3 separate regions of the Homo sapiens genome follow, and all the other regions are linked to region 2. A link is an interaction called in ENCODE POLR2A ChIA-PET data of the cell type or tissue named here. Cell type or tissue: CD4-positive, alpha-beta T cell. All regions are shown on one strand. Each heading gives the region's core, and the rest is flanking DNA. Links, peaks and the distances in the headings are about the cores only.

The links. Peaks named below come from ENCODE experiments on the same cell type or tissue, not always from the same donor. Only the 100,000 strongest peaks of a DNase experiment are listed, where the experiment ranks them.
Region 1: POLR2A ChIA-PET joins it to region 2 with 21 read pairs; 14 of 35 experiments call an interaction of 5 or more read pairs at or near these places.
Region 3: POLR2A ChIA-PET joins it to region 2 with 13 read pairs; 10 of 35 experiments call an interaction of 5 or more read pairs at or near these places.

What each region holds. Positions count from the first base shown.
Region 1 is chr19:16,263,263-16,268,895 of GRCh38, reverse strand. No RefSeq gene overlaps it. Among named protein-coding and RNA genes, the nearest start is that of KLF2-DT, 59 kb to the left of the region's middle. In CD4-positive, alpha-beta T cell, for the core only: no CTCF peak of the experiment used is centred there; a DNase peak (open chromatin) is centred at 2,135; H3K4me3 peaks cover 306 bases; H3K27ac peaks cover 594 bases.
Region 2 is chr19:16,369,192-16,374,824 of GRCh38, reverse strand. The region is part of intron 22 of EPS15L1 (epidermal growth factor receptor pathway substrate 15 like 1); the gene reads left to right. Among named protein-coding and RNA genes, the nearest start is that of KLF2, 47 kb to the right of the region's middle. RefSeq lists enhancers at 2,723-2,792, 2,933-3,102. In CD4-positive, alpha-beta T cell, for the core only: no CTCF peak of the experiment used is centred there; DNase peaks (open chromatin) are centred at 2,394, 3,114, 4,074 and 4,934; H3K4me3 peaks cover 3,403 bases; H3K27ac peaks cover 4,963 bases.
Region 3 is chr19:16,281,031-16,286,663 of GRCh38, reverse strand. It overlaps KLF2-DT (KLF2 divergent transcript), which reads left to right. Exons shown (of 2, transcript NR_186323.1): 2 at 2,943-3,305. Among named protein-coding and RNA genes, the nearest start is that of KLF2-DT, 41 kb to the left of the region's middle. In CD4-positive, alpha-beta T cell, for the core only: no CTCF peak of the experiment used is centred there; DNase peaks (open chromatin) are centred at 643 and 2,673; H3K4me3 peaks cover 1,001 bases; H3K27ac peaks cover 1,059 bases.

The DNA of each region.
Region 1 (5,633 bases), core at 188-5,187, 110 kb after region 2:
GGAAGTGGCTTAGCAGGTAGACAGGTAGCAAAGGCGCAGAAACCCCAGTGTGGGCGGGTGGGGGGCCCAGCTCCTGTTGCCACATCTGAGGGGCAGCCCCTGGCACCTTTCCTGCTGGGAGAAGCGGAGGAGCAGCTGGGTGGTTGCGGCTCCCAGCAGGAGCTCACCTGGTCATGGCTTAGGTGACAAGGAGCTCAGTACCTACCTCCTTCAGCCGCTGCCCAAAATGCCTTCTATCCAGAGGTTCAGAGCTGCCTCCTGGGTTTCCCGGTGCTAAAGTGAAAAAGGCCTTCTTGATCTTCTTTTGTCTGTTTTGTTTTTTAACAGTTTTGTTGAGATATAATGCATCGACCACACAATTCACTCATTTAAAGTGTCCAGCTCAGCCGGGCGTGGTGGCTCATGCCTGTAATCCCAGCACTTTGGGAGGTTGAGGCGGGAGGATCCCTTGAGGCCAGGAGTTCAAGACCAGCCTGGGCAACACAGTGAGACCCCATCTCTATAAAAAAAAAAAAAAAAAAGCAAGCAAGCAAGCAAGCAAGAAAATTAGCCAGACATGGTGGTGCACCCCTGTAGTCCCAGCTACTCAGGAGGCTGAGGTGGGAGGATTGCTTGAGCCTGGAAGGTTGAGACTGCGGTGAACTGAGATTGCACCACTGCACTACAGCCTGGGTGACAAAGTGAGACCCTGTCTCAAAATAATAATAATAATAATAATAACAAAGATTCCAATTCAATGGGTTTTAGGGTATTCACAGAGTTCTGCAACCATCACCACTCCATTTGGGAACATTTTATTTTATTATTTATTTATTTATTTATTTTTGGCATGGTGTCTCTCTCTGTCGCCCAGGCTGGAGTGCATTGGTGCAATCTTGGCCCACTGCAGCCTCTGCCTCCCAGGTTCAAGCAATCCTCCTGCCTCAGCCTCCCAAGTAGCTGGGATTACAGGCATGTGCCACCATGTCCAGCTAATTTTTGTAATTTTAGTAGAGACATGGTTTAGCCATGTTGGCCAGGCTGGTCTCGAACTCCTGGCCTCAAGTGATCCACCTGCCTCGGCCTCCCAAAGTGCTGGGATTACAGGTGTGAGCCACCGTGCCCGGCCTGTTTGAGAACATTTTAATCACCTCAAAAGGAAACCCCTTCCCCTTTAGCTATCAACCTCCATCCTGTTCCCATCCCAGCCCCCAGCCTTAAGCAACTACTAATCAGCTTTCTGGCTCTACGCATTCCCTGGCATTGCCAGGCCCTCCTCCTCCCATCCAACCTGCTTGTGGCTTCTCCCCAGCGTCCCCTCCTGAATGGTGTCACTGAATCCTCACACCATCCCCATTTCACAGATGAGAAAACTGAAGCTGGGAGTAGAACCAGGATTCAAACTTCACCCTGGCTCTTAACCTCCCCACTCCCCAGCTTAAACCCTGCCAAATCCCTATTGCTCTTCAGATAAGCCCCAGCTCATTAATTAACCTGACTTTGCCAGAAGCTCTTTTTTTTTTTTTTTTTTTTTTACTTTTTTGAGACAGGGTCTGGCTCTGTCACCCAGGCTGGAGTGCAGTGGTGTGATCCTGGCTCACTGTAACCTCCACCTCTCAAGGTCAAGTGCAAACAATTCTCCCACCTCAGCCTCCCAAGTAGCTGAGACTATAGGCACGCACCCTGCCTGGCTAATTTTTTTTTTTTCTTTGTAGAGATGGGGTTTCGCCATGTTGGCCAGGCTGGTCTTGAACTTCTGGACTCAAGCGATCCTCCCACCTCAGCCTCCCAAAGTGCTGGGATTATAGGCATGAGCCCCTGCCCCCAGCCTGTCACAAGGTTCTTATCTCCAAACCTCTGCCCATGCAGGTTCTTCCACCTGCAATGCCTACCCCATCTTCTGCAACTAACCCTCCCTCGCTCCCTTCCAGCATCCCTTCCTCCAGGAAGTCTTCCCAGAAGCCCCTCGACCCAGCCCTGCTTCCCCCCTCCCCAATGCCCTGACCCCTGGGCTGCAAGACCGGGATACATCAAATGGAGAATCTCTGAAAACAAGGCCCGTAAACAAGTTGTCGGGCGCCTTGAAGGCCCTTATCAGCAGGGATCGCGATGAGGGGGCCTGATAAACAAGCTGCTTTGTGCCAAGCACCCTGCGATGACATGGCTGGCTCTTCTGAGAAGTGCACGGAGGGGCCCCGAAACCACCGCGTCCCGCCACTGATAGCAGATAACAGCACCCTAAGTTGTGGTTTTTTAAGACACCAAACTGGTGGCACCAGGTCAGGAGAGCAGGGTGAGAACAAAACAGTATCAGGACCCGGCTGCGGTCAGGGGCAGAGGACAGTGCGTGTGTGCTTGGGGGAAGGAAATTGGGGACCCCAAAGCTGCTCAGAGGGATGTGGGGGCCCCCAGGGCTGGACAATAGACCTGGTGGGTTGTTATGATGCGCCGCGGGGCTTTTTCTGTCCATTTCACAGATAGGGAAACTGAGGCCTCGTTGGTCCCTGTGCCCCTCCCTAGGTCTGGCCTGGGCGAGTGGGTGTCCGTTGCCAGATGGATCCTAAACACCCTTTATTTCATAGACGGGGGCTGGGGGTATTGAAGTGAGCCCCTGTCAGGCCTGGAGTTACTGGGGAGCTTGCAGAAAGCTCAGGTTTCCCTGTCCAGGTTGGTGGCCTCTTTGTATCACAGTCAAGTCACCATGAAGCAACAGCACGTCGTGGGCAGCACGGTCTTTGTGGCTGGCAGGAGGTGGCCAGGGACTCAGTCCCTGGGGCGGCCAACTCAGTTCTGCCTTACAGGAGACAGAGCCTCCACGCAGTTCCCAAATGCATCCATGCTGTTCCATGCAGTTTCACACTGTTCCATCTTCCACAGGAAGGTCTGCAAAGACCTGAATTCCTTGCACCCTGGGGTCTCCATTTGAAGGCCTGAAGCACCAAAGGTAGGGCTGACTCTGTGGTATGTCCCTCTTCTTTCAATAAATATTTTTAGAGCAGTGGTGGAGAACGGAGCCCTGTCCCAGGTTTGAAATAAAACCCAAACCTGGCCGGGCACAGTGGCTCACACCTGTAATCCCAGCACTTTGGGAGGACGAGGTGGGCGGATGACTTGAGGCTGGGAGTTCGAGACTAGCCTGGCCAACATGGTGAAGCCTTATCTTTACTAAAAATACAAAAATTAGCCAGGCATGGTGGCTCGCACCTGTAATCCCAGCTATTCAGGAGGCTGAGGCAGGAGAATTGCTTGAACCCGGGAGGTGGAGGTTACAGTGAGCTGAGATTGCACCACTGCACTCCAGCCTGGGTGACAGAGCCAGACTCCATCTCAGAGACAGACAAACAACAAAACAAGACAAAACACAAACCTCTCACTGAGGCCCTCAAGGCTCTGTGGTCTGGCCCCGGCCACCCTGTGACCCCATCTCCTCCTGCACACCAGCCTCCCCAACACACCAGCCTCCCCACAGTTCCATGATCACACCAGGCATGGTCCTGCCTCAGGGTCTTGGCACTGTCTGTTCCCTCTGCTGCAAATGCTGTTCCCTTCAGCCACTCCTTTATCTCCTGCTGGTCTCAGCTTAAATGTCACCTCCTCAGAGAGAACCTCCTTGACCTTCTCGGCTAAAATGACCCTCCGGGTCCCACCTACCATGTCATGACCTATTTTTCTCCATCACAAAGATTTCACTCAATGTTATTTTGCCCACTTCATGGCTGTCCAAAACAGGCGAATCCAAAGACAGAAAGCAGATTTGTGGTTGTCAGGGTTCTGGGGAGGGGGATAAGTGACTGCTTCTCAGTCACTTCTGAGGTGGCCAACTCAGTTGGAGACGGGGTTTCCCTTTGAGGGGATAAAATGTTCTGAAATTAGGTATAGGTGATGGTTGTACAACCTCATGAGTGTGCCCCAAACCCACTGAATCATATACTTTAAAGCAAATGGTGAATTTTGTGTTGTGTGAATTTTATTTCAATTTTTTAAAAAGTTGGCCGGGCGTGGTGGCTCATGCCTGTAATCCCAGCACTTTGGGAGGCCAAAGATAGTGCATTGCCTGAGGTGAGGAGTTCGAGACCAGCCTGGCCAACATGGTGAAACCCCATCTCTACTAAAAATAAGAAAATTATCTGGGCGTGGTGGCAGGCGCCTGTAATCCCAGCTACTCAGGAGGCTAAGACAGGAGAATCACCTAAACCTGGGAGGCAGAGGCTGCCCTGAGCCGAGATCACACCATTGCACTCCAGCCTGGGTAAGGAGAGTGAAATTCCGTCTCAAAATAAATAAATAAATAAAATAAAAATTTAAAAATTCAACCCAGGTGCAGTGGCTCACGTCTGTATTCCCAACACTTTGGGAAGCCGAGGCAGGAGGATCGCTTGAGCCCAGGAGTTCAAGACCAGCCTGGGCAACAGTGTGACCCCGTCTCTACAAAAAATGTAAAAGTTAGCTGGGTGTGGTGGTGCATGCCTGTAGTCCCAGCTAGCTACTCGGGAGGCTGAGGTGGGAGGATCACTGGAGCACAGGAGGTCAAGTCTGTACTGAGCCATGATGAACCTGCTGCACTCCAGCCTGGGTGACAGAGTAAAATCCTGTCTGAAAAAAATCAAAATAAAATGGTGAATTTATGTTGTGTGAATTTTATCTCAATTTTTTTTTAAAAGTCAGAGCTAGCAGCCAGGCACGGTGGCTCACACCTGTAATCCCAGCACTTTGGGAGTCTGAGGCAGGCAGATCACTTGAGGCCAGGAGTTCAAGACCAGCCTGGCCAATGTGGTGAAATCCCATCCCTACTAAAAATATAAAAATTAGCCGGGCGAAGTGGGGGGGCACCTATAATGCCAGCTACTTGGAAGGCTGAGGCAGGAGAGTCTCTTGAGCCTGGGAGGCGGAGGTTGCAGTGAGCCGAGATCATGCCACTGCACTCCAGTCTGGCGACAGAGCAAGACTCCGTCTTAAAAAAAAAAAAAAAAAGTCAGATCTAGCTGCTGGGATCATTCCTGCTTCAGGGCAGGGGGTTTGGGGGTCTACATGAGCCGTTCCTGCTCCCTGTTCCTCTAGCCCAGCAACCAGGATTTGGGGCCTCCGGTGCGCAGAGCAAGTCCTAAGCGCTGTGGGTGCTGGAAGCCGGCTTGGCAAACGGGAGCGGGGGTCAGGGAGGCCTATGTCCAGCAGCCGTGCCCAGGTGGCAGCAACTCAGGCCAGAGTGGGTTAAAGGGGAAGTGGATCTTTTCATGGTCCCCAGGTTTCTGGATTTGCATCGACCACTTTTACATAAAAATCTTTCCAGGCTGTGCCCAGCGGGCCCTGAAGCCGGCCGTGGGGTCGGGGGCTGGGTGGGCAGCTTCTGCGGGAGGTTTCTGCAACACAGGGTGCCCCTCGCTGGTTCCTGTTTTGGGGGAATGTTATCACCATTGGCTTCTTAGAAAGAGCTGGAGGTGGGGGAGAGAACCCAGCACCTTCAGAGCCTCACTGGTCACTTTTATCCTCTCTTTGCCTGGTGGGGGAGGAAGACAGAGCCCCATCCAGGGATCAGCAAGGGGACACCCCTGGGGGAAATGACAGTGGCTGGGTATCTCCGGTGTGCCTGGCCTTTTTTTTTTTTTTTTTTTTTTTTGAGACAGTCTCGCTCTGTCACTCAGGCTGGGGTGCAGTGG
Region 2 (5,633 bases), core at 235-5,234:
CTTACATACGTGTACACACATTTACACACATGTGCACGTATTCTCATATGGGTGCACACACTTGCCGAGCAGTGCCGTATTTGCTGGGCCCTGAGGAGGAGCCATCCCACTCAACAGCTCACAGGTGCAAAGCTTCATTTTCAGTGTTTCATGGAAACCGCCACCCCCGCCTCCCCACGTACCTAAACCCGGCGCTGGGTCTGCTTTTGAACTTTCCCTCAGTTATCACCTCCCATCGTGTCTCCCTCTGCAAGCCTACCCACCCCACCTTGGCTTCTGCTGTTAGTGTACTGTGGGCTTCGAAAGCAGAAAAGAATGCTTGTTAAAAGTAGAACGTTTGATAACGGGAGTTTGGGTGACTTCCTTGGGCCTGGCTTCAGGGTTCAGGCTTTTTAGGGAGCTGTTGCACAATTTGAGACCCAGGGGGTCCTGGGCTCCTTTACTCGTGGCACAGGCCACTGCATCTTTGTTCTGCTGTGGTTGATGGTTGCTGTGCCACTCGGTGCTCTGCAGAAATATATTAACATTGATGGGCCCTTAGGAAGTGCTTGAACAGTTCTTATCTCACTAGGTCCCAGCAAGACCCGTGAGGGAGACAGGCCAGGCCATGCCCATTTCCTGGAAGAGGAAAGGCGGGGAGGGAGGTCATGGGGGCTCCCCAAGGTCACACAGCAAGGTGGCAGCAGGGCCAGGTCTACACCCAGTGACCTGCCTCCTGCCCCAAGACAGGAGTAACGAGAACCAAGCCATGAGCTTCAGAACATTCTCTAAAACAGCCAATGCACGCGCAGCATTTTAAGTCCGGAGCAACTGCAGATCTGTGTGGAGGCCTAAATATTTCTCATTTGATTCTTTTACCCAGAAGCAATGGCTGAACAGAAAAATTCTGCATTGTACTCGCTGCTGGGTGGTAGGTACAGACCGTGTGGTGGTTGCCGTTTGAGCTTGCAGCATTATTTGTGCTGTGATTCCGTACTAACCTCTAACAGTCCAAACACTGAGTTGACCCAGTGGTTGACCTTTGGTGAGTCACATGTTGGGGAGAAGTGTTTGGCTCTTTGGGGAATTGCAAAGGAAGATGCTTGCCCTACCCTTGCTCTCTGGTCAAGGGAATCAGAGCCGGGCTCTGTACAATTCCCTTCCCGGTTCCTGGCCACACGGCACAGACCCACGTGCAGCCCAGGAGGCCTCTGGTTATGGGCAAGAGCGGTCAGCAGATGAGTGTCGGGTGAAGTCGTGCTCAGAAAGTTCGCCAGGAAGACACAAGGCAGATCTCTTGTTTTCTTGGCTTCTTTAAGACAGAAGATAGTGAAGCTAATCTGTGAATTTTTTTTTTTTTTTTTAAGCATAAAGTCCAACGTTTTCAAACTGCTGGACTTTATGTTTTCTTAAAACAAACAAACAAACCAAAAAAAGCCTTTCTGCCTTTCTTGCTACCCCAGGCTTTTTCTGCTCAGGGAGACCACACGGCCAGCACACAGTGACGGCCGCCTTCCCCTGGCCACCCCAGGGCTTCCCAGATGCTGGGGCTTTGCGCGAGATGCGTGGGTCCCAGCGTGGCTGAGTGAGGAGGAAGGTGAAATGCGACCCCCTGTGAGCCTGGCGGTCGAGCCTTGAGCTGGTGGAGATAGACAGACTGACAAAAAGTCTGAAGGACCCATAGGCTGTCCAGTGGGCAGTCTTAAACATGCACACAGCGTTGACACCTGCACTCATGGAAATCACAATGAAGGAACAAGCTTTTCTGTCATCTCTCCGCCTGGCACATGGAACATGTCTGATGTCCCATGCTCCCATCCAGGGTTTGTCCATCCCAGGGCACCCAGAGGTTTCTAGAACCCTGCTAGGCCTCTGTGCCAGGAAATGGCTGATGTGTGAGGCCAGGACAGGAGAACTGAGGCCGCTTCCTTCTGTCCTCTGGGCAGCCAATTCTGCTAGAATCCAGGGGACTGCTTGATCAGGCTGGTTTCTGGACATTGGAGGAAAGGGAGGCCCCGGGTGGGTCACTTAACCTCCCTGAGCCTCAGTTTTCCTGCCTGACCATGGGACCCACTCAGGCCTAGCAGGTGGGTGTGTGGGTGAAGCGCCTTGCACGGTGACGTGCTGTATGTGGTCTGTAGCCCCCATCCCCACCCTGCGGCACAGGGACCGGGACGCAGGCTTCTGCCATATGGGCACCTTTTCCAGGAAAGACAGGCTGGGCAGCTGAGGTGGCTGCACACATTCTGGGAGTCATTAATTGGGCCCTTTTCTCCCTGTGAGGTCACAGTTTAGTGGAAATCTTTTCCGTTAAAAAAAGCGTGCAGGGAGTTGAACTTCAAAGAGGGCTCCAGCGTCCTCTGTGGGTCATCGCTCATACAGGACCAAATGTGAGTTTGGGTCTGAGTCACGTGTGGCTTTGGTGCCATCTCTTGTGTTCTAGAGGCTGCAGTTTTCAAATTCCGTGGGAGCTGCTTGTCTTATTTTGTTTAAAGGTCAATTGAGGTGAAATTGACATTTGGTGTGGCTGGCATGCAGTGTGGGTGCACGGGCAGACAGGTGTTGACCTGGACAGTCACAGGTGGACCCCTCCACCTGGGAACCTGCAGAGGTTCCTCGAGGGAGAGTTCCGGTCACAGCGTACAGCTGAGTAGCCCACAGTTGGCCATCTGCCCTCAAGGCCACATACTCAGTTCTGTCTCCATCTAAGCCAGAAAGTGCACTCTGGGGACCACCAAGGGCCATCTCCTGGGGCATGCATGGAGCTTTGGTGTGGGCACTAAGTTCTTCTTGCCTGGAGGTCTTTTCAAGAAAGGTGTATCAAGGTATTAAATAACCAGCAGGTGTCTGTTTTGGGCAGAAGAAACTGGTTTCTTTCAGGCAGATGCAGCACAGACCCGGCAGGCTGCCGAAACCTGTCAGTTAGAGTTAGGTTAAAGTTAGCCGTGGCACACACCTCCCCCAGGTAAACAATGGTATATTTTCTGCAACGGACCGGAGATCAAGATCAGTCAGAGCTCACCGCTGAAGAGTTTCTAGGTAAAAGTTGTTGATTTGCAAAGAGAGAAACAGATTTTTTTTTTAAGTGCAGGAAACGGCTGTGTGGGTGTCAGTGATTGGGCCTCAGCCCTGCTGCGATAGTGGGATCCTGCGACCGGCCCCACCCTTGCCACTTCCTGCCAGCGCGGCCCTGCGTTGCGGTTCCTGCCTGCAGCGCCCGGTGACACCAGCCAGCGCAGTTCTACCGCTAACCAGCCAGTCACCTTTAACCTCTCCCCAATTTAATGATTATTTTATTACTGCTAATGACCTTTTCACCTCCTAAACAAAGCCGCATAGGTGATGGTGATGAGCATGTCTTTTCGCCCCCTCCCCACAGTTGCACTAACGAACAGCTTTTACCTAAGTTTAACCAGCGGCTGTCCTGTTTGATTTGAGCAGCTCTCTCAACAAAAGAAGAAGACAAAAGTCATTCTTCCCCTTGCAAACAAGCCCCTCCCGTACCTGTGTGTGGCATCCACCCAGGGTGGCCGTGAGTTCTTGACCTCCCTGCCGGGGGTGCCACACAGGATGCAGCCACCGAGGAAGCCCTGAGGTCCTAAGTGCTGCCAGCTCTCCCACTTCTCTGAAATGCCAGGCCAACATCGAAACCAGGGCTCAGTGACCTCTCCCCATCATGTGCCCATGTGGGTCCCAAAACCTTTTGTTGATTGCACAAGATCCACTTTAAAAATGGCATCTCCATTTGAACCCTGCGGTTAGCACCTCAGCCTTGAACTTAACTACTTCAATTTCGTTCCCACGATGATCTCAGAGAGATAATCCGGTGGGTACATGTGAAATTCTACAATGGGACAAGTGGTTCCACCATCTCAAGGGGCCTGGAAAATTCTGGCACTTGCCTGCCAGCCAGGATGGGGAGGGGGTCCCAAGGAGCCTAAAACGGCCAACCAGGTGGAGTCCCTCTTTCCTGCCCACGCCCCCCATCCCCCAGCACTGCTGTGTTCAAGGAAGCTTCAGAGCTTCCGTCTGAGCCCTCTGGAAGGTCTGTCTTAGGGCTGGGTGGGACCTGCTGACGGTGCCAAGGAACGGTCCCACTCTGAGAGGGAGGAATGTCAGCCTTGTATGTTTAAACTGACTGCAGGCAGATTGCCGTTTGGAGCACTTTCTGTTCTGTAAAGACCACTGAGTTTGAAAATAGAAGCATTTGCCTTCCTGGGCACACTGTACCCAGAGGCGGATCCAGGGAGTGTCGTGTGACTCGATTATCATCTGGTGTTCAGTGGGGTGCAAATGCTGAGGCCTGGGGGGCTGCAGGGTGGGGTGCAGGCCTAGAGTGGCTGGGCTCCCACCCCAGCATCTGAGTATAGGTGTGAACAGACGGGAGCCATCGCCCTGGGGACATCGGGTGTACCTGCCTCCAGGACACCTCAACCCCTTGCTTGGCACCTGAGGGAGGTGAGGGCTGGGGCAGACGCCTCAGAAGGGGGCTCTGGGTGCAGCTCTGGGCACCGCCTCCCTGCTTTTCTGGCGGGGTGAACATGGCCCCTCATCTTTCATCTCTCCTATTCAAAGCCCTGAGTCAGCGCGCCCCTTGCCTGCCACTGCTAACTGCAAAATATCACATGCACTCGGGCAATGGGGAATCTGGCCATAAAGAGAGCAAAAGTGTCCCCCACCATGGGAGCTCCTGGTGGGCTCTGCGCCTCACTTGCTCCCCTCCCAGGGGCTCTTTTGGGTCCTTTCATGCACGACCCCTAACCAGCTTTCAGACTCGCTGCACGGCGTTCTCAGGGATCTTGTTACATGTGGGCAAGGCGCCTTCCTACCCTTTGCAGAGGTGGCGTCTGCGACATTGGCACACTCCGTAGGGAGGAACAAAGCTGGGCCCCCTTGCCCTGTCAGGGCTCCCCGTGCCTGGCTCATGCATAGATAGCATCTCTCCCTGGAAATCCCCCCAGAGGATGGGGCTGACACCCAGGGGTGTTCACGCAGGGTATGTCAAAGGTGCCCGCCAGAGAACAAATGCGAATTTTCAAAGAAGCCAGAATTGTGACACCTGCCAGTCTGTATTATTTTTGTCATGAAGACTGGCTTGTGATTTGTAAATTCATTTCCAAATCACATACCCCACCCTACACACACACACACACACACACACACACACACTTTTTTTTCTTCCAGGGCTGGTGCAGCCCTTGCCTGGCAGGTTTTATGTAAATGTCATGGGAGCCTTTTGTGGTGACCTCTAGAAAATTGTTATTTCTCACTTCAAATGATATTTGCCTTTTGAGGACCCCAAGGCACAGCACCTTTTCCCCACTTTCTTCTTTTAATGGCAAGATGAGGCCACAGCCATTGGGTTCAACAGCCCCCTGCCCACCTCACACACCTCACAGGGCAGGAAAACACAGCGGCCAGCAGTGGCTCGTAGTAAATATTTGTTCAGCTTTTCTCAACAGTTCAGAACCAAACCTCATCCTGTTCCCTTCAATGCATGAAGCAGATTTTCTCAAAATTCGGTAAATATTTTTAGTGGAAAATCTCAACGCTGCGATCGCAGGGACCTCAGATTCTTATCTCCCGGGGCTGTGCTGCTTGACACAGCTTTGATCTAAGGCAGAGTGCGCGCGGGGCTGGTGCCTGCAGGACTC
Region 3 (5,633 bases), core at 491-5,490, 88 kb after region 2:
CGAGGCCCGAGGTCCCTGCCTCCACACCCCATGGCCCAGGGCTGCAGACACTGCTCCCCGCAGAGACCCTAACCACCGGCCACAGCCCTTGGCCTCTCCAACACCCGCCATCCTCTCTCCCCTCAAGTCCCCCGCTGCTGCTGGCCCATAACAACTCCCCTTTGGCCAGTTAAAAATAGCCCACGTCAGAGCCCATGGAGGACGCTGATGACTCCTGAAAGGGGCTTCGGAGCCAAGGCGGCCTCGATCTGCAGGCCGCAGTCTGGGACGGCGCTAATTGTGGCAACAAGCAGCGTACAAAGGCGCCCTTCAGGGGAGCTGGCACTGCGGGCTCAGATTTCTGGAGAGCAAATATGTCTTTCATTTCCCTGAGCCCCACCGGGGCTCTGCCCTAACGGCAGAAGAACACGCCTCCCTGGAAGGGAACAGGATCTTGTTTTGGGGGGCAGGGAGCCCCAGCGCCCCTGTGAACAGCAGGAAGCCAGCCATCGGCACCTAGGACAGTCCCCAGCATGCCTGGAGCAGCCCCTGGTATAAAGCCAGTCGGGAAGCTTTCTTTCCTGTTCAGTTTGGTGAAAGCCCTTGTGTAAGGTTGGTGCAAACGTAATTGCTTAAAAGTCATGGCAAAAACCGCAATTACGTTTGCACCAACCTATCAAAGTGATGCTCTCTCTTCCTTAGATGTTTAGGGGAAATTTACCAGGGACGCCATCCAGACCTGGAGTTTTCTTTGTAGAAAGGCTTTTGTTTGTTTAGAGACAGGGTTTCACTCTGTCGCCCAGGCTGGAGTGCAGTGGCACAATCATAGCTCACTGCAGCCTTGACCTCCTAGGCTCAAGTAATCCTCCCACCTCAGCCTCCCAAGTAGCTGGGACTGGTTGATGGAATTCCACCTCCTGCGACTTTGGAACAAAAGCCCCCTATGAAGTGAAAGCCACCATTGAAACCCACCATGTCTGGCTAATTTTAAAATGTTTTTGTAGAGATGGGGTCTCACTGTGTTGCCCAGGCTGGTCTCAAACTCCCGAGGTTAAGTGAGTCTCCTACCTCAGTCTCCCAAAGTGCTGAGATTATAGGCACAAGCCACCAAGCCCAGCTAATTTTTATATTTTTTGTAGAGATGGGATCTTGCTATGTTGCCTAGGCTAGTCTTGAACTCCTGGCCTCATGTGATCCTCCTGCCTTGGGCTCTCAAAGTGCTGGGATTACAGGCACCCACCACAATGCCTGGCCTGTAGGAAGTTCTTTTTACAACAATGTTGATTTATCCCATAGACACAGGGATATTCGGGTGATCTATTTCTCCTCCTCCTCCTTCTCCTCCTTCTTCCTCCTCCTCCTCCTCCTTCTTCCTCCTCCTCTTCTTCTTTCTACTTTCTTCTTCCTCTTATTCCTCCTCTTCCTCCCCTTCCCCTTCTCTTTCTTCTTCCTCTTATTCCTCCTCTTCTTCCCCTTCCCCTTCTCTTTCTTCTTCTTTCTTTTCTGTTTTTTTGAGACAGAGTCTCACTCTGTTGTCCAGGCTGGAGTACAATGGCACGATCTCAGCTCACTGCAACCTCCACCTCCGGGGTTCAAGCAATTCTCCTGCCGCAGCCTCCTGAGTAGCTGGGATTACAGTGGCCGCCACCATGGCCAGCTAATTTTTGTTGTTTAGTAAAGACGGGGTTTCACCATGTTGGCCAGCCTGGTCTCAAACTCCTGACCTCAGGTGATCCGCCTGCCTCGGCCTCCCAAAGTGCTGGGATTACAGCACGAGCCATCGCGCCCGGCCGATCTATTTGTTCTTAAGTAAGCTTTGGTAATTTGTGTCTTTCAAGGAATGTGTCCATTTCATCCCTGTCACTGAATATTTTGGCATCGAGATGTTTATAACATGTCCTTGTGATCCTTTTTGTATGTGTTGAATCTGTTGTGGGGTCACCTAGGCTTGGAAGCCTCAAACCCTGGCATTGACCCCAGACACAGGCTTTTGCTCTTCTTGCTGTCTGGGCAGCTGTTCCGATGGCAATGACAACTCTAAAAATCTGCTTGTGGCCAGGCGCAGTGGCTCATGTCTGTAATCCCAGGACTTTGGGAGGCCGAGATGGGGGGATCTCTTGAGCCCAGGAGTTCGAGACCAGCCAGGGCAATATAGTGATACCTTGTCTTAACTGAAATTCAAAAGAAAACTAGCCAGGCGTGGTGGCGTGCATCTGTGGTCCCAGATACTTGGGAGGCTGAGGAGGGAGGATCACTTGAGCCTGGGAGGTTGAGGCTGCAGAGAGCCGTGATCTTGCCACTGCACTCCAGCCTGGGTGACAGAGTGAGACCCTGTCTCAAAACAAAACAAAACAAAACAAAACAAAATCTGCTTATGAAAGGGCAGACATCCATTTCCCAGGTCACACCCTCCTAACTCCCAAAGCTTAACTTCTGTGTTTAGTGCTTACAACAGCATAGGAGCTATTGTTAGTTCCATTCTACAGATGGAGAAACTGAGTCCCAGCGTTAGGTGGCAGAGCCGGGATTTGAACCCTGGCTGCCAGCGCCCCCCAGCCTGGGTGCGCTACATCGTCACTGCCAGGCACAGCCAAAATCACGGCCCAACCTATCTGGGTGGCGGCGGGGGGCAGGGATTCCTCTACCCTGACAGCAGCTTGAGGTTACGTTCTTTGCTGGAGAAAAGCGTTTTGAAACAGAAACGCCCACGGTGTCCCTGACGCTGAGTTGTGGAAGTGAGGCCGACTTGGGGCTCTGAACTTGGCTGGTGTCTTCCCCAGCCAGGGGCCCAGAGGCGGGGGTTTGGCCTTCCCGAGGCCCCAAACCACCTGCTCGGCCCTGCGTCCAGCCGGCCGGCGCCCGAGTGAGCGAACAAGGGGACCCTCCGCTGTCTTTATATACCGGAGTTATTTTTAACCATCGCCTCCCAGAACATTACGGAGCTTCCTCTCTCCAACACGCAGGAAACCCTACTTGGCTGTGCTTCCTGCTAACACGAGGCCCTGCGATTGCTGAGAACAACAGCCCCGAGACTGCGCGGCTCCGGGGGGAAAAAAACCTGGCCCCCTTTCAAGCCTTGACAGAAAACCTTTCAGAGCCCTGAACTCCCACCAGCCCGAGGACGGCTCCGATAGCTCTGACAAATGAGCCGGGACTGTGCCCAGGGCTCCCAGGCTGGGAGGGGACCCCGGCTCCCTTGTTCCTTCCTAAGGTCGGAAAAAAAAGCGCGTGTCCCTTCCTCCACCACAGAGGAACAGAGAAGTGTTTGCATTGGTGGATTTTTAAATACTTGTTTATTTTTATTAAAGTGCAATTCACATGAAATTAACCATTTTTAAAGTAGTGGCATTTTATACATGCAGTGTTGTGCAACCGCCACCTCTACTTAGTTCCAGAATATTTTCATCACCTTAAAGGGATACCCTGTCCCCATTACCAGTCACTTCCCATTTCTCCACCCCCAGTCCCTGGCAAACACCAATCTGTTTTCTGGCCCTATGGATTTGCCTCTGTGGGCATCTCACATAGATAGGATTGTACAATATGTGGCCTTTTATGTCTGGTTTCTTTTACTCTAGGTAATATTTTCTTTTTTTTTTTAATTTCTTTTTTCTTTTCTTTCTTTTTTTTTTTTTTTGAGACAGAGTTTCACTCTTCTTGCCTAGGCTGCAGTGCAATGGCACGATCTCGGCTCACTGCAGCCTTGACCTCTGGGGTTCAAGCGATCCTCCTGCCTCAGCCCTGCACCATGTGCCACCATGCCCAACTAATTTTCCTATTTTTAGTACAGACAGGGTTTCACCATGTTGGCCAGGCTGATCTGGAACTCCTGACCTCAGGTGATCCACCTGCCTCGGCCTCCCAAAGTGCTGGGATTACAGGCATAAGCCACCGCACCCGGCCCAACTTCCAGTTTCTTCTTTCTGCCCACTCCCTCTCCACGTGGCTCATCAAAGTGTGGAGTTTGTTTCATGGTGGTTACAGCACAACCCCTCCCCATCCACCTGTGCATCCACTCATTCGTTCCTTTAAACATTTATTCAATCAATCCTTCCCCATCCCTGGGGCGCCTGGCACTTGGCCTGCTGCTGCCACCTAGACCCCAGGCTCATCGTCGCTAGAGCAACCCCACCTCCCTTCCTGGAGCAGGTGCGTCCTCACCCAGATTTGCCTTATTAGCAAATCCCCTGTGATTCTGGGTTCCACCCGGCCCTCGGTCTGGGTCTCACACACTTTTGGTCCAAGTGCCAACCTGTTTGGGTTGCTCTGTGATTAGCAGATGATGACCCCAAGGTCCCATCTAGCCCACCACCTGTGTTTCGGCTTTCAAGCTCGGAATGTTTTATTTATCTTTTAAAACTGTGATAAAATATACATAACAGACAGGGCACAGTGGCTCACACCTGCAATTCCAGCACTTTGGGAGGCTGAGACGAGCGGATCATTTGAGGCCAGGAGTTCAAGACCAGCCTGGACAACACGATGAAACTCTGTTTCTACTAAAAATACAAAAATTAGCTGGGTGTGGTGGCAGGTGTCTGTAATCCCAGCTACTCGGGAGGTTGAGGCAGTAGTATCACTTGAAGCCGGGAGGCAGAGTTGCAGTGAGCTGAGATTGCGCCACTGCACTCCAGCCTGGGTGACAAAGACTCAGACTCAAAAAAAAAAGTATATATATACACACACACACATACACACACACACACACACATACACACACACATACACACACACATATATACACAGATACACACACAAACACACACACACATATATATATGTATACACATAACAGAAAATTGACCATTTTAACCATTTAAAAAAATAGATGGCGTCTCTCTTTGTCATCTAGGCTGGAGTGCAGTGGCACAATCATAGTTCACTACAGCCTCAACCTCCTGGGCCCAAGCCACCCTCCTGCCTCAGCCTCCCGAGTAGCTGGGACCACAGGTGTGCACCACCATGACTGCCTAATTCTTTTTCTTTTCATAGAGATGGGGTCTCCCTATGTTGCCTGGGCTGGCCTTTTTACATTTTATAAAATTTGGGAGAATATTAAAAGAAAAATATTTTGTGACATGTGAAAGCTCTAGGAAATTCAAATTTTGGTGTCCATAAATAAAGTTAATGGCACATGCCTGTGCCCATTTGTCACATCTCATCTTAAGGCTGCTTTGGGGACACAAAGGCAGAGTTCAGTGGTTGCAACACAGACCTTATGGCTTGCAAAGCCCGCTCTTTGCAGGAACACTTTGCCCAGCCTGCAATTCCTCCTCGTTTCACCAGCCCCCTCCAACTCTGCCGAGCCACCTTCATCTTGCCCGGGGAATCAACCCGAGCCATCTACTTTCTCCCCTGGCCCAACAGCTCATTCTCCACCCGTCAGCCAGAGGGACCTTCTGAAACATCACGGGATCGAGGGAGAGGCCTCAGGATATGGCCTCTGGGACATCACCTTCTGTCACTCCTTTCCCTCGGCCCCAGCCCAGGGGCCTATTGTCACTGTTCCTCAGACCCACTGGGTCTTTCTGGACTCACATGTGTGTGTCCACTGAACCCCCACGCTGGGCCTGCAAACTTTACTCGGGGTGGCACGTTCAGATCCCAGCTCAGATGTCACAACTGCAGAGAGGCCACCCTTGGAAGATGCTTCT